Linked DNA regions of Homo sapiens: region 2 is linked to region 1. The links are chromatin contacts, found by Hi-C in ENCODE. All regions are on one chromosome and are shown on one strand. Each heading gives the region's core, a stretch centred on a gene start or an enhancer-like site at or near the end of the contact. The rest is flanking DNA. Distances are from core to core; before and after follow the strand shown.

Evidence for each region. Hi-C counts contacts between places; a loop is a spot of excess contacts on that map.
Region 2: a map of mammary epithelial cell shows a loop between it and region 1 (2.4-fold over the local background). The contact joins two enhancer-like sites. A Hi-C loop is called at or near these places in 2 of 168 maps with a recorded cell type or tissue (MCF 10A and mammary epithelial cell).

Annotation. Positions count from the first base shown.
Region 1 is chr18:51,134,479-51,139,398 of GRCh38, forward strand. No RefSeq gene overlaps it. Among named protein-coding and RNA genes, the nearest start is that of MEX3C, 61 kb to the right of the region's middle. RefSeq lists enhancers at 2,455-3,434, 3,435-4,413. Within about 2 kb of position 3,478, at least 3 of the 41 ENCODE cell types and tissues checked have a DNase peak (open chromatin) inside an H3K27ac peak, as active enhancers do; they include mammary epithelial cell, where a contact is called at or near this core.
Region 2 is chr18:51,611,553-51,616,755 of GRCh38, forward strand. It overlaps the pseudogene RSL24D1P9. Among named protein-coding and RNA genes, the nearest start is that of LINC01630, 220 kb to the left of the region's middle. Within about 2 kb of position 3,824, at least 3 of the 41 ENCODE cell types and tissues checked have a DNase peak (open chromatin) inside an H3K27ac peak, as active enhancers do; they include mammary epithelial cell, where a contact is called at or near this core.

The DNA.
Region 1 (4,920 bases), core at 2,228-4,727:
CCTGTAGTCCCAGCTACTCAGGAGGCTGAGGTGGGAGGATTGCTTGAGGCTGGCAGGCAGAGGTGGCAGTGAGTTAGATCACGCCACTGTACGCCAGCCTGGGTGACAGAGACAGACCCTGTCTCAAAAATATATTAAAAATTTTAAAAAAATAAAAATTAAAAATAAATAGGTAAAGTTAATGTTAATAATGCATTTCATTTAATGCAACATATAAACATATCAGTTCAATATGTGATCAATATAAACATATTAATGGGATATCTTACATTACTTTTTCACCCCAAGTTTTGGAACTCCAGTCTGTGTCTTACACTCACAGCACATTTCAGGCACTCCATGGCCACCTGTGGCTAGTGGCTACCAAATCGGAAAGCGCAGTTCCAAGGCAAGAAGTGCCAGCAACTGCCACATTCCCAAGAGAGTTGCTAGATTACCTAAGCAGGAAGAGAATCCTGCATCTCCCCCAGTAGGTAAAGCAGTTCATATTCTCCCTGCCTTCCCTCGGCCACATTTTTCTTTCCACTGAGAAAATGTCTTCATCGGCCACATGTGGTGGCTCACACCTGTAATCCCAACACTTTGGGAAGCCAAGGTGGATCACTTGAGGTCAGGAATTTGAGACCCCATCTCTACTAGAAATACAAAAATTAGCCTGGCATGGTGGCGTACGCCTGTAGTCCTAGCTACTTGGGAGCTGAGGCATAAGAGTCACTTGAACCCAGGAGGCAGAGGTTGCAGTGAGCCGAGATCGTGCCACTGCACTCCAGCGTGGGTGATAAAGCGAGAGACTCTGTCTCAAAAAAAAAAAAAAAAAAAAAAAAACTTCATAGTGAAAGACGACCACAGCATACTCAGCTTACCTGGCACACACTGCTGTCCAGCCCAGCAATCAGATAGTACAGTAGTCCCCCTTATCCACGCACAGTTTCAGTTACCCGAGGTCAGCCTCGGTCCAAAAACACCAAATGGAAATTCTGCTAATAAACAATTCGTAAGTTTTAAATCGTGGCTGTTCTGAGTAGCGTGATGAGCATGATGAAATACTGTGCTGTCCTGCTCTGTCCTGCCCGGGATGTGAATCATCCCTTTTCCAGCATGTCCATGCTGCCGACACTCCCCACCAAGTTAGTCACTTAGAGACGCCTCAGTTATCAGATCCACTGTCACAGAATCACAGTGTTTGTGTCCCAGTAACTCTTCTTTGCCTTAATAATGCTCCCAAAAGTGCAAGAGTAGTGATATTGGCATATTGTTATAAATGTTCTATTTTATTATTGTTATTGTTAATCTCTTACTGTGGCTAATTTATAAATTAACATTCACCATAGGTATGTATGTGTAGGAAAAAACAAACCTTATAGGATAGTAGGGTAGTAACCCTACCCTATATAGGATGGTAGGGTTCCATACTACCTGTGGTTTCAAGCATCCACTAGGGGGCTTGGAACATATCCCCTGCAGGTAAGGAGGGACTCCAGTATCTGTTTCCACCATCAGCGATCAGACTCCCCTCTTAATCCCGGGCTCAGTTTACTCAGCTCATGCACTGTTGTCCAGTCCAGCAGTCAGCTCTGTGCCAGCTCTGAGTAGGCAAGACCCAGGGAGCACAGAGTAAGAGCCCGCTCTGGGACTCGTAGCTGACACTGCCTCTAGCCGGTCAGGGCCAGTGGGAACATCGCCCCTCTTCACTATCCCACTGCTCTTGACCCTGAAGTAGCCATAGGCAGCTGTGAGGGCAAGGAAGAGAAACTTGAGGTGGGGAACACAGGCAACACCCACCCAGGCCCCCTGCTGAAAGGCAGGCTCCCAGGCTGCAGCATAAGCTTTAGCTGAAAGTGAAGTTTTGAGAGTCCTGGATCATTCTGCTGGTGTGGATTTACTCATTACTGAACTAAGGCAGTTTGTGTTTCTAAAATTAATCAGAGGGTTTGCTTTAAAACATTCCAGAGGCTGGGCGTGGTGGCTCACGCCTGTAATCCTGACACTTCGGGAGGCCGAGGTGGGCGGATCACGAGGTCAGGAGATCAAGACCATCCTGGCCAACATGGTAAAACCCTGCCTCTACTAAAATACCAAAAATTAGCCAGGCATGGTGGTGCGCGCCTGTAGTCCCAGCTACTCAGGAGGCTGAAGCAGGGGAATCGTTTGAACCCGGGAGGCAGAGGTTGCAGTGAGCCGAGATCACGCCACTGCACTCCAGCCTGGTGACAGAGCAAGACTCCATCTCAATTAAAAAAAAAAAAAAATTCCAGAAAAAAAAATGTGTTGGGGTGAGGTGGGAATTCATATAACAACAACATGGCTGTGATTGGTTACACGGCAATCCACCGTACCATTGTCTTTTTTCTGGTGATGTGTGAAAATTTCCACAATGAAAAATTTTAAACAGTGGCTACAGGACTTTTTAAAATTGGGAGTGAGCAGGAGAGGTATAGAACCTGCTGGAAATTCACGCATGTGTGGGATCAGAGCTATCTTCACAGAGCAGGTTTCAATGGGCAAACTATAGGGGGAAATGATAAAATAATCCAATTGTTTTCTGAGTACACCCTGTGAGATCCACTTGTCCAGCGTTCTGCTTATTTTTTCTGGGTGGTTGAATTTATGTGTTCCCATCCTCCATTCCTAGAGAATGCCTTCTGGCCAAGACTTCCCCAGTGCTCACCCCAGCAGGATCTAGGCAGTTCTGTGGCTCCCTGGCTTTTTTGGGCGATCTGACGACATGGCAGCTCCTTGCCACAGACACCAAGATAGATGTTTCCGGAGTGCAGAGCCCTGGGGGTGCGGAAGGACAGCCTCTGTGAAGATATTCAGCACAGCAGGGGCCATTAGTCACCAAGGATCATTTGACATTTTGAAATGAACTCCCGGGCTCTCCTAAGTAAGCTGGAACACTGAATTATGCCTAGGCTAGTGGCTGTGTCTGGGGCTGAGGGTCCCCGCCAGGAGGGGAGGCTGGGTGCAGCGCCTCAATGCCGGGAAGTGAGCAGCATAGCGCATGCGCAGGAACCTCGCTGGTCCGCCTGTGGTCTCTCAGCTGGGGTCACAGCTCATGGCAGCTTCAGCGGTGTGGGTGGGTGGCCTCGCTTACCATCGACCTTTGTGACAAGCCTTACTGGCTCTTCTTCAGGAACTTGCCACCGAGTATCAGCCGAAACCTGAGTCCGCTGAGGCGTAGGCCAAAGGCCCCTCTAGCTGTCCTTTCTCAGGCCCAGAGGATGCTCACGGAGAAAAGCCACCATTCAGTTGAGTCCATCTCTGGCACCAAAGCTCACAATGAGGCTACGCCGAGGAAACTGGCTTTTCATAGTTAGATTTGGTTTTCTTCCCTGAGCGTGACAGCCAATACTTTATGAAGACTCCCTGAATGCTGGGCATTATTCAGTGCTTGGAATCATGTAATCCTCACAGCAACCCTGTGAGGAGGGGCTTTCCCCGTCCCTGTTGTATGGATGAGAAACGGAAGGCTTGCAGAGGCTACCATGAAGTGACTTGCCCAAGGGCACACAGCCGGTGAGTTGTGACTAGTACTCAACGCAGCCACAAAAGCCTGGCTCTCAACCACTGATCCTGCCTCCCCGGGAGCTTTAGGAAACTAGGCTTATTACAGGTTCCATTCAAGGCAGGGATGGGCGGGGTTCCCAGCTGAGGCCCTGGAGCAGTCCTGCAGCCTTACATTTCTTCAGAGCCAACTACGTGTGGGACATTCCAATCCAGGTGTGGTCAAATGAGGCCCTGTCATGCAGGGGTTCCTGGGTGACTTAGGGGAAGAATGATTTTTTTTTTTTTGAGACAGGGTCTTGCTTGGTGGCCCAGGCTGGGGTGCAGTGGCTCAATCATGGCTCACTGCAGCCTCAACCTCCCGGGATCAAACTCCCACTTCAGCCTCCAGAGTAGCTGGAACTACAGGCACGTGCCACCAGACCCAGCTAATTTTTGTGTTTTTTTGTAGAGAGGGGATTTCACCGTGTTGTCCAGGCTGGTCTCGGACTCCTGGGCTCAAGCTGTCTGCCCGCTTCGGCCTCCCAAAGTGCTGGGATTACAGGCGTGAGCCACTGCACCCGGCCCTGGAAGAATGATTTAAGAATCATTTGTGATGGCGGTCAAATGTTTATTTTGAAATGCCAGAGAATAGTTTTCTAGGCAAAACCTTCCCTCTGCCCAGGTGGCGACACCCTTCATTTGCTTAGCAAACTCTTTTTCCAGTGGTTCTGCAAAGGCTACCCTGAAGAAAAGGAACTAGTAATGCCTAACACTTTCGAGTTTACAAAATGCTATTCCTTACCTGATTTTGCTTTGCTCCGTCCATAATTTGGCAATAGGCGATTCAGACCCATTACAGAGATGAGGAAGCAGAGGCTTCCGGAGGCAAATTGCTTGGCAGCTCAGCCAGGACTCAAAGCACAAACTCTAGTTTGGACTACCCAGTAGGAAGAAATGGAAAGGGAAGAGAGATGCCAAACTGATGAGGTTTTAGTGAAACTACCCTGTGTTTCTTAGGATGTGAGTGGCTATTTCTTGGGTAGATTTCTCTCAAGCACAGTTCCTCTGTCCTTTCTTGTCGTGCCCAGACCCCTGCCCTCCGCTCCTCCCAGGCCTTCTTGCTGATGAGTAAACAAGATACTTTCTGGTCACCCACCTTGGAAAATGAGGGCTGCATTATAGCCGGACTCCCCCTGAGTAAGCATAAGTCTGGGCTGGGCACGGTGGCTCACATCTGTAATCTCAGCACTTTGGGAGGCCGAGGCGGGTGGTCACTTGAGATCAGGAGTTTGAGACCAGCCTGGCAAACATGGGTGAAACCCCATTTCTACTAAAAATACAAAAATTAGCCAGGTGTTGTGGCGCACACCGGTAATCCCAGTTATATGGAGGCAGAGGCAGGGGAATTGCTTGAACCTGGGAGGCGGAGGTTGC
Region 2 (5,203 bases), core at 2,574-5,073, 480 kb after region 1:
TGTTTCTCACACATCCTATTTGTAATCCATCAGCAAAGCACTTTGAGTCTCCTTTTACAGCACTACCTGACTCTAACCTCTTTTCATGTTCTTCATTATCCTCACCCTAGTTCCAGCCAACATCATCTTCCACACTTATCCTTCTCTATGGTTTCTTCCCATATGGTAGCCAGAATGATTTAAAAAAAAGAACATAAAGGAGGTCATGACATTCTGTTCTTTTTAGCTCTTCCATGGCTGTGTAGTACTTTTCTTATTTACTTTTTAAGTGGTTTTATTTTATGTGCAAATAATGAACAAGTATTTTACCCATAAATTCTACTTTCCAAAATCAGGAGCGTTTTTAAAAGAAAGCCACATAACAGCTTTTAAAAGGCACTGGGATTCCTCTGCTTCTGGATTATTGCTAGGCTAGAAAAATAAAGTTTGTTCTACCAGGAATCACAAGTTAGAACTGAGTATTCTCCAAATTGGAAATTCTAGAGTATAGGGTCACTCCAGGCAAAGATTATTCAATTCTCATCCCCAACTACCTATCAGAAGGGTTAAACAAGGTCAAAACAGTCCAGCATAATTAGGCTTCATCAAACAATGTCATTATGCTCTTCTAAGATGCAAATAAACCAAACAGGAAATACTAAAATCAAAATAATATTTGACACTGTCATACAAGTTGTTAGTTCCTTGTTGTATCCTCCCCTTCTATAACATTAATAAAGAGAATATTTTCTGCAGAGAATATTTTATTTTACATATCACTAGCCATGAATTTTTGCCATTAGTTATTATACAAATGCTGCCTAGTGCCATTATCCAAATGGCATAAGCATTTTATGTCCACAATTCACTTCTATAGTTATAAGTAGAATTTTCATGATTTACGTAAGTACATCTATCGGTGAAGGTTTAACACTGAGATGCAATCTAACATCCGTGTATCTGATGTTTTGTAGGAAATATATATTTTAATCTCCTTTCATTTAAGTGATCTTATGTAAAAAATAAACTAATAATTGAGCAGTTCCAAGTCTCCAAGGGGCATTTTCAAATGTACATAAAAGAAATGATTACAGAGATGTTTAAGAAGCATCTTCATGTCCACATCCTCTTGTAACTGCTGTACCATTTTCTCTTCCAACTGCTTCCCTTTGCCTGCAAGAGGGGCTCAGATAAGCTGTATGTTTTGCTTGACTTATTTGATGTCCTGAACTTTCTGTAGCTCTTTATTCTTCTTCAATCTGTTCATTATACATTTAGCTTGGTGTTTCTGTTTGATCTCTTCAACCGTCTTCATTGCATCAATAGTTTTCTTCCATAGCTCTCACTGGTATGTGATAGGTTCATTTCTATGTTTTTCAAATTCAAATGAATGATCCACTGTAAGCTCTTCACCTGCTGCTTTCTGGAATGCTTTGGTCCACCTAACTTTGCGAGGATTGCACTTCTTTTTAAAGTTTTTATGACATTTAGATTTACAAAATCTGAACACCTTACAATTGTTGCAGACAAACATCATGTCGTGGCCAGGGTAGATGGGCCCCGAAAAGAAATAACACTTTTTTTTTTTTTTTTTTTTTTTTTTTTGAGACTGAGTCTCCCTCTATCACCCAGGCTGGAGGGCAGTGGCGCGATATCGGCTCACTGCAAGCTCCGCCTCCCAGGTTCACGCCATTCTCCTGCCTCAGCCTCCCGACTAGCTGGGACTACAGGTGCCCGCACCATGCCCGGCTAATTTTTTTGTATTTTTAGTAGAGACGGGGTTTCACCGTGTTAGCCAGGATGGTCCCGATCTCCTGACCTCGTGATCCATCCGCCTCGGCCTCCCAAAGTGCTGGGATTACAGGCGTGAGCCACCGCGCCCGGCCAGAAATAACACTTCTGATATGCATGTTGAACCCACGTGGCTCCCCACTGACCAAACGCAAACTTGAGAATGGCTGTATATTACTATTTAAAAAATCCAAATTCCTGTTCCTCGCATATGAAGTTTCTTTATGATCCAGCACCAATTCTCTCCCAACATAATTTTCTACCCTGCTGTTTCTCGTTGAATTCAGTCCAAGCATTCTGGCCTCCTTGGTGTTTGCTGCACACCCCAGCTATGTTTCCTCCTTAGTAACCTCGCCCTTGCTGATCACCTAATTCAGGTCTCTGCTCAAAGTTACCCCAGGGAGGTTTTCCCCTGACTCATTTATATTCTTCTCTATCACCTTACACTGTATTGTATATCTATTAGTTTGTAATCTACCTCCTTCACTTGAACATCAACTCCATGACTGCAAGGACTTCACTGTTCTGATGAATCTGGATAGATGGGTGGATGGATGGATGGGTGGATGGATGGATGGATGAGCTCTGGGTGAGTTGCTCCATTCTTTTCAGTCCTGATTCTTCCCTGACTGGTGATGTCTTCTGGACCAGTTTTTTTTTTTTCCTCTGTGCCTCTGTATTTGCATCTGTGAAATAAGCGGAAATTTCAAGCCGTGGGGTGGGGAGATTTTTAATGGCAGGCCTGTTGGTTCGCTTCCTTTCCCACTGCTTGGGTGGCTTTCTACTTCATGCATCAGGCCAGCCGGTTGCCAGGCAGGATAGGAAGCTGGACTATGAGCAAGTGCTGACTAATGCAGGCATCTCTCACCTTATCTCTGAGACGAAAAGCCAGCTCAGTCAGCCTGGGGCAAACAAACACATAGAGTCAGCAAAGACCTCTTCTGGGCTTGCATCTTTCTGGCACCCTTCCTACTCCTGTTGACCCATTTCCTACCAGGAACATAATGCAATCCTGATACCGTGTGCTTTCATCCTAAGAGGGTGGATTACAAAATTTAACTCATCCACAACTATCCAGTAAATATTTATTCCTCTTTCAGGCATCTTTGCATGGATTTCACAAAGAGCAGTCTATTCTCACCCTAAAACCATACACTCCTTTTGTCCAGGTCCAGCTCCTTCACAGCTGTGTGTTAGGGCAGGTGTCTCTACCTTTCTGAGCCTCAGTTCTTTCCTCTGTAAGATGTGAACACTAAGACTCATCTCATGTCATTGCAATGACAGTTAAATAAAGTTACAAGTAGAAGGTACCTGACACAATGCATACAGCAGCCCCACAATAAGAAAAGACTGCAGAGAGAAGGCAGTGGATAACTCAGTGAGATTTTGGTTCACCTTGACTTTCTAGAATCCTTTAAATTTCCTCTGTATGCTATTTCTGTTTAAATAAATAGCCAATCTTGCTTATGAGCACAGAATTGGGAAGTGCTAGAACTGAGGCTGAGATAAATCGGAAACAATAGTTAAAAACATTAATGCATTCACAAACCTGGACCCATTTCAGCAGAGCCTGTAGCCTGCACACTGTTGGCCATTAGAAAAGCTGCTGGGCCCACAGCCTGGCTTCTTTCCCCCACTACCTGTGATGCTTTCCCTCCAGGGTGGGGCGAGCCTGCTGGAGAGTGGGGGCTGGCCTGGACTACACGTCCCTAATCTGTAATCCTAGCCTGGCTCTGGAGGAGGGGACTCCCCTCTTTCCATCCCCAAATGGCAGGGATGAGGATGGAGGTGGGAGTCCAGCTTGGTCATTCATGATGACGTGTACCAAGCCTGTGAGAAATGGAACAGAATGAACACACACAGATTGTCCTTCATGGAGCTCCGCTCTTCCTTATATTTCATGGTTTGAGCTCCTTTGTGCCGGTGTGAGGTGGGGTGGTTTGGGGCTTCTGCCAGGAAACAGGTGGAGTCTTGCCAACACCTCTGCTGGATGCTGGAGTTTGCCGGCAGAGGAAAACCTGTGTTGAAAGGCCAGAAATCTGCCGTTTCCTGTATGTGGGTGAGCAAAGTAGTTTTGTTTACCTGGAGAACTAGTTTTAGAGTCCATGGCAACCACAGTTTTTGGGGCAGAGTTACTCTGAGATGTCCAGTCAGACCAAGGGCTGGGAAGTCCCTGGATCTCCCAGAAAGGGAGGCTGGCTTCTGGGCCAGGATGAGCAGTCTGGATTCCAGCCAAGGGGAGAAAGGAGAGAAGTCAAAAAGGAGGCTGAGGTGTCAAACTGATTTCCCCCTTGGGGCTTTTGCCTGTCTTCTCTCCGCAGTGCTCGCCCTCCTCCACGTGCATGGCTTCCTCTTCCCTCTGGTCTTGCCCTCAGTGCACCTTATCCCTGAAGCTTGGCTGGAGCCCCTCCTTCCTGACATCCAGTGCCCTCCACTTCCTATCTCTACAGTGTCCCCAAGTGTTTCCTTCTATATTCAATGGGCCTATGGAGGTCTAAGTCAGTATCTGGCAAATAAAGAATAACTTTGATCCGATTAATTTCCCAATTCATCAATGTATCTACTTTGTAATCAATTTCCAGAATATAACAAAGCTGTCTTAATTCAACATAGACTGTAAAAACTAAGTAATTCATGGGCTAAAGCTTTCATTTGGCAAAAAGAACATTAAGATGGGGGCCTGGGAAATGTGTCCTCCTCTTGTTGTAAACAAATGCTGCTTATCTTCGGGTATAGAATTCTCACTCAAGGCATATCTGTGTGGTTAAATGTGGGCCACTTTCGTAAAGTTATTATACATTTAGTGTGAAAGGAGTTACAATCATCATTTTACTTGAAGCCTCCCCCAAGCGAATGATGAAGCCCATTATTTACAATCATCATTTTACTTGAAGCCTCTCCCAAGCGAATGATGAAGCCCATTATTAGCGGGACAAGATTAACTTATTTTTACAAGAAACATATGGCAAGCTTAGATGGAGTGAAAACTTCTCGCTTTAACCACCCATGTGTGTTTATAATTAAAGAATTTTAAAAAGAAATGCTGTAGAAATGTTAATTGCTGAATCTGTATGTTTTACCAGGCTGGGACAATTTCTAAACACAGTAATCATATTAATCATGGCAAGATTGTTCCGGTTTGGTAGAGAAGGAAAGCAGTCAAACTGGCCACACAACTAGCTCTTCCATGGACCATTATTGTTTTTTCTTTGTTTGTTTTGGTTTTGGCTTTTTTGTTGTTTAGTTTTTTTTTTTGAGAGGGAGTCTCGCTCTGTCACCCAGGCTGGAGTGCAGTGGCACCATCTCGGCTCACTGCAACCTCTGCCTCCTGGGTTCAAGAGATTCTCCTGCCTCAGCCTTCTGAGTAGCTGAGATTACAGGCATGCGCCAACACACCTGACTAATTTTGTATTTTTAGTAGAGGTGGGGTTTC